2 separate regions of the Homo sapiens genome follow, and region 2 is linked to region 1. The links are chromatin loops, found by intact Hi-C in ENCODE. Cell type or tissue: heart right ventricle. All regions are shown on one strand. Each heading gives the region's core, and the rest is flanking DNA. Links, peaks and the distances in the headings are about the cores only.

Region 1 (2,927 bases), core at 165-2,664:
CTTTCCAATTTAAGTTGTCAACAGGCCTCTGTGTTTGAGGTTTCCCCAGGAGTCCCACAGGACAAGGAGAGAGAAAAAGGCTTATCACAACTGTCAGTCTAGACTCTTCCTACTTTACTTCTCCACTCAAGAGTGGAGTTCCTCTCCTATCCAGTGATCTTAAGGTTGCTAGAAAATTAAAAATAGTTCTTCAACACATGAAGGATGAAGGCTCCAGTTCTAATCTGCTCAAATATTCAATGAATATTTAACTGCAGGCTGACTGTATGCAAGACATCTTATTTCTCATAATCTCCTCAGGTCTCCTGTAAGTATTTTATTCTCTTGGACAGACCTCCGTTTAAGAGAGGGAGACCCTTACTCTATTGACAAGCCCCCCTAGCCTTTAAGAAGCAGAATAACAGCTGATAGTTTAACTTCCAATCATACAGGTACCAATCATGCTACTAATTTAAAATACCAAAAAAGAGATTTTGGTAATGGCTAATGGAAAGCTGTCATGGGTCAATATATAATTAAATTCCAATACAAATACCAAAAAAAAAAAAAGAATTTTGGTATCTTAAATTATCAGATAATTTTGCTCTGAGCTGTTTTTCTAATCAGATTGATTGTGATGTATTGCATTATTCACACTCTTTTATCTATTCATTCCAGTATATATTAGCCCCAATATATATGTGCAAGATTGCTGGTCATAGGATAGTTTTTCTTCAGGAGAAAATAATTGGTCAACAAAGGGGATCAAAATTTAGATTTATTAACATAATAACTAACTCAAACCCCACTTCAAAAAGAACTGATGATCTGGCATTCCATTAAAAACCCAGCATTATCTTCTTGGCACCCATATTAGTTTGCTTAGACACAACACCAGAAAACAAAAAGCAAATGTTGGCATTTCAGAAATGCTGTGTTAGCTGGAAATGAACCATGCAAACAGAAGCACATAAAGAACCTTAAGAGTCAATGTGTTTTTTCCAGCCAGGAAAATAGTGTCACTACATAAGATTCCCTTTTGTTTAATTATACCTAGTTCTCTAAATAAAGCCTTTTATCACCTTTCCACATAAAGGGAAACTTTAAAGAAACAAAGTGACAAAATAGATGTTTTTGAAATATTTTCACTCAGTGAGGTATGAGCTTCTTGTTGCAAACCCTCTCTAGTAGATGCTGGGTCCTGTGGTTACAGATGTACTTACAAGCCAAGGATATCTGGAAATCCAGGTTAATCAGCAGTCCAAAATGTCAGTCATAACAAACAACAATAATGACAAAGGTCAAATTAATGTAATATTCTCAGAGTAAAAGTGTGTATTTCTCCTTGTTATGTCAATTATTTTGCTCATGTTGCTCCTATTTTGTAGGACATTTCATTGGTCAGCAGGCTTAACTCATCGTAATGAGGGAATGAATGAAAAGGTGAAGATCAACTTTCTATTTTAATTCCCATTATGACAAAACATTTTTGCAGATCAAAAAGATGTTTGAACTAGTGTCACAGATCAACACAGAATTACATTCCAATGCAAGCTAATAGGAACAAATTCCTTGGAATTTGTTGTTAGAGAATTTGATATGTTGGGTCATTGCTCTGTACTCTGTCCTCCAAACTATATATCCTTTCAAAAGTGTTTCAGCTACAGATAATTTGGATTATCCTTTCCATTAGCCATTGAATGATTAAAAAGCTCCTTAGACTGAGGATAACTTTAAAATACATTTAAGATGCTCCAGCTGGGTACAGTGGCTCACGCCTGTAATCCCAGCACTTTGGGAGGCCGAGTTGGGTGGATCACCTGAGGTCAGGAGTTTGAGACCAGCCTGACCAACATGGAGAAGCCCTGTCTCTACTAAAAATACAAAATTAGCCTGGCATGGTGGCACATGCATGTAATCCCAGCTACTTGGGAGGCTGAGGCAGGAGAATTGTTTGAACCCGGGAGACAGAGATTGTGGTGAGCTGAGATTGCGCCACTGCACTCCAGCCCGGGCAACCAGAGCAAAACTTCATCTCAAAAAAAAAAAAAAAAGCTCCGATTTTGTTTTATTTCAAAGAGCCCACTGAGCTCCCAAAATGAAGAGGCTGTAAATTTGTTAGTCTGAGACCATCTACTGTTGCAAGTCTAATTCCATACATAGGGCCACCACCAAAGACCCAAGGAACTAAAATAGGGTAGAAGAAGTATTAATTCATTGATGCCAAAGGGTTGAATTACTTTGTTCCCATAGAATGGTAGGTAATGAGATTCATGACCACAGAGCCAAGGAGTTAAAAATAAAAGTATGTTACAAAATGATAGGAAATGCTGGCTTCAGTACAACTGAGTCCTCTCCGAAGGGCAAACTGCTTATCTTGATATTTTCTAACTCCCCTCACTCAGTCCCTAGTTTATTTACAGTGAATAACTGCCCATTGTTACCTACTTTGATAAAGGAACATTTAAGGACTGGTATCTGAGGCCAGACTGGATTAAGGCTTGGACCCATGCCTTGTCTGAAGAATTCCTTGTATTTGTGAAATTCCACCCAGACAACATTTTCAATGGTCCTTTTGTATTTAAAGAGGAATTAAAACACTTTGGTAAATAAATACGGCTATATTTGAAATCAGTAGCAATAATGAAACCATAAAAGCAGCTGCAAAGAAACTCTTGATTGTTAACTCTCAAACTTTAAAAGTCCTATAGCATATACCAAAGCAGAATAACATTCTTTTAATGCTTCTCTGCAAAAGGTTACATCCCAAGAGTCATATCTTTGACTTTAATTTCATCATAACAAGTATCACTTCACAGTTGTATTACCTTTGCAACAAGATACCAACTTTGCATAGTATACTTGATTCAGGGATTCCTGTCACAGTTGAGTTCTTTGAATAAAATCAATGAAAAATAGAATCAACATTTGCATTCATGCAGTATGAC
Region 2 (2,927 bases), core at 333-2,832, 50 kb after region 1:
AGATACCGATACAGATACAGCTACTAGCTGTATCTGCCATGGGTTGGTTCCAAAGAGGGTGTGAGTGATGGAGTTACTGACCTTGTAAAGATAAGGAAACTCAAGCTCAAAGAGGTTAAATGAAATATATAAGGTCACATATTGAGAAGATAAACCAGAACTCCAGGTCCCCTAACTTCTGATATAGTGGTTTTTATCCTGTATCATATTGCCTCTCCTCTCTATTTATTCAATAAAAAATACAAAATCCTTTTCATGTAATAGATAATAAAAACCAAACCAATTAGAAATTAACTGGGAATAAACACCTCAGATGGTTTTATGGGCATTATAGGATTTATAATCCTATAATAAGGACATACATGGAAGTATGTTAAAAGATTTAAAATGAAGCCCACAACCTATAGATTTTATCATTGTGAGCAATGAATGATCTCTGACTCAGACTGCTTTCTGACATTCTTACTTCATGTAGAGTTTTTCCATATGACAATTCTTCTTTAGAGTTTATCCATGATGACTCAGGGTACCTAGATGGTATGAAGGAGCCTTCAATTTAAGGAGTAGGAGGAAAATGAGGGGGCCTACTGAATCATTAGCAGCCTACTCAGTTCTGAAACTCAGCAAATCCTTTTGGAAGCCATTTTAAAGTCAGCTTTAGGAGACAAATTCTGGCTAAAGCCTTAAAGACTGGTCCTTAAGAGCTGAACTATATGCAACTAAATCAACACGTTATTTCTAAAAGAGACACAACCAAAAGGCTTTAGCAAAATCTGATCTTCTTTTTGTTGAATAAATGTCAGTGATGAATTTTTAAAAATGTCTGCTCTCAATGAAGTTACAGATCTGCTCAAAGTTTAAGAGCCCCTCCTCAAAATTCATCCTAGTTCCTTTGGAGAACAGACAGGGCTAGTTCAGAAACTGAATCATCCTATTTTAAATGAAAGTAACAGTAAAGCAGTAAGTATATTTAAAAAGCTTTTTGATACATAAGGTATGTCTATAGGACCGGTTTCTAATTAGAAGCAGCCGCTACTTTACAAAAGATACGTATTTAACACATTTTCTCATGAATGATAAACTTAGTTTTGTAATTTGGATGTTTTGATCCTTTGATGGTAAATTTAAAGAATGACAGTGAGAACAATTCAAAGAAAAATCCATCATGCTAACTGTAGTCTAAATTAAAGCCAATCAGCTTTTAGTGCTTCCAGTACATGCAGTTCATTAAATCTGAAATAAACCCAGAGGAACATGAAATACTACGGATAGTATCTGCCAAGAACCAGGAATTCAACATTAAAGTTTTGAAAAACCAACAAAGCACTTTCAATTGTTTTCACTTATTGTTAAAAAATAAAATTAAACTGTGCCTTCTAAAGATTAAGCCAAATGATATGTTGAGCACTACAATGAGTTACTAGAAAAATATCAGGGCCAGTCACTTCATAATTCATTCTTGTGGAAGGAAGAAGTTATAACCTTCTTTACCACATTACTTATCTTTTTATCTTTTCCTCTTGACTGTCAAAGAGATGCTCAACAGAAGTACAGTTTTCCCCTAAGGTCATATATGGTTAGTATTACAGTAATGATGAGGTCCCCAATTGTTTGACATTTTTAGAAAAGACAACAAACATCAAGAGCTGAAAATAGTTTTTGAAATTCCACTAGGCTGTTAATTTTACTATCAAACTTTGCTAGTTTAGGTATGTAGGTTCTGGATGGATGCAGGATTAACTCAATGAGTTTGAGTTTAAACTCAAACTGTTTCCTACTGTTTCCTACATTATTGAGTTAAAAAAGTATTGCATCCTACAGGTCATGTAGTTATCTCTTAGTGTCTGATGAGAGATCTCCACCAAGGCACACACCAGAAATAGGCAAGGAAAGTTTAAAAAGATTAAGTATGGCACAAATAGGAAAAGTATTGTACTTGCCATCCACAGGTTACTACTTTATAACCTTAATTCATTCCAAGTCTACTTTATAAGTATAAAAATGGCAGACAAACATAGAAAACGCTGTTGAAGAGCAATAGGCATGACTAAAGCTGGCAAAGGATGATAAAGAGAGCTATTGGCAGAGTAATGAATAGATGAAAGTGAGACAGGCAGGAAATTACAAGTATCTTGCAATGCACAAGCTGAGAAGAATAACCTTGAACCTGTTGCTGTAAAAATCTACAAAGCTTAATAGATTGAATTTTCAAATAATCTCTCAATTATTGTTACTCATTATTATTTCCAAAATTAAGTATAGATTTTATCATGGTCATAAGGTTTAAGTCAACATGAAATGTAAGATGCACTTTTGCAAAGCAATAACTTCTCTTCAAATGCAAGGTGTATTATTACTTCTATTCTCTACTTAATTTACACATCTGAGCCTTAGCTCATTAGGTCATAGACACTTAAGCACATCCAAGTTCAGAGAATTATCCATACTTATATTTACTATTTTGTGAGATCCAATTTCTTCCTTTCCTTCCTTCTCTTGCTGCCTTCCCTCTCTTTCTCTTCCGTCAGAAGTTATTCATTTATTCCACAAAAATGGAAATGAAAAACAGATTCATGATCTTACCAGCAAATCAACAGCCTGAATGAAAGCTTTCTAAAATAAGTTACACTTCAGTATGGTCATCATCATAGAAGTTCAAAGATCTTTATGAAAAACCACTGCCACTTTTTTTTTTTAGATGAATCAAAGGTTTTAAAAGACTTTCAGAGTTAATGGAAAGCCCAGGAATTAAATATGGGCTCAGTTGTTCCATGTTAACAAACTAGTGTTTAAAATACGTTAAATAATCTAGTCTAGCAGCTCAGCCCTGATAGTATGTGCAGTATATGGTAAGAGAGTCTGGCTATCTATACATACACATGCATACATACATCTACACACACTAAAGGGACAAAAACTCTGAGTGA

What was found. A loop is a pair of places that touch in the nucleus more often than their neighbours do. Peaks named below come from ENCODE experiments on the same cell type or tissue, not always from the same donor. Only the 100,000 strongest peaks of a DNase experiment are listed, where the experiment ranks them.
Region 2: a loop joins it to region 1, with 1.8 times the contacts of the local background. A loop is called at or near these places in 7 of 110 quality-filtered maps.

Annotation. Positions count from the first base shown.
Region 1 is chr2:64,083,651-64,086,577 of GRCh38, forward strand. No RefSeq gene overlaps it. Among named protein-coding and RNA genes, the nearest start is that of PELI1, 59 kb to the right of the region's middle. In heart right ventricle, for the core only: no CTCF peak of the experiment used is centred there; no DNase peak of the experiment used is centred there.
Region 2 is chr2:64,133,510-64,136,436 of GRCh38, forward strand. The region is part of intron 1 of PELI1 (pellino E3 ubiquitin protein ligase 1); the gene reads right to left. Among named protein-coding and RNA genes, the nearest start is that of PELI1, 9.4 kb to the right of the region's middle. In heart right ventricle, for the core only: no CTCF peak of the experiment used is centred there; no DNase peak of the experiment used is centred there; H3K27ac peaks cover 1,115 bases.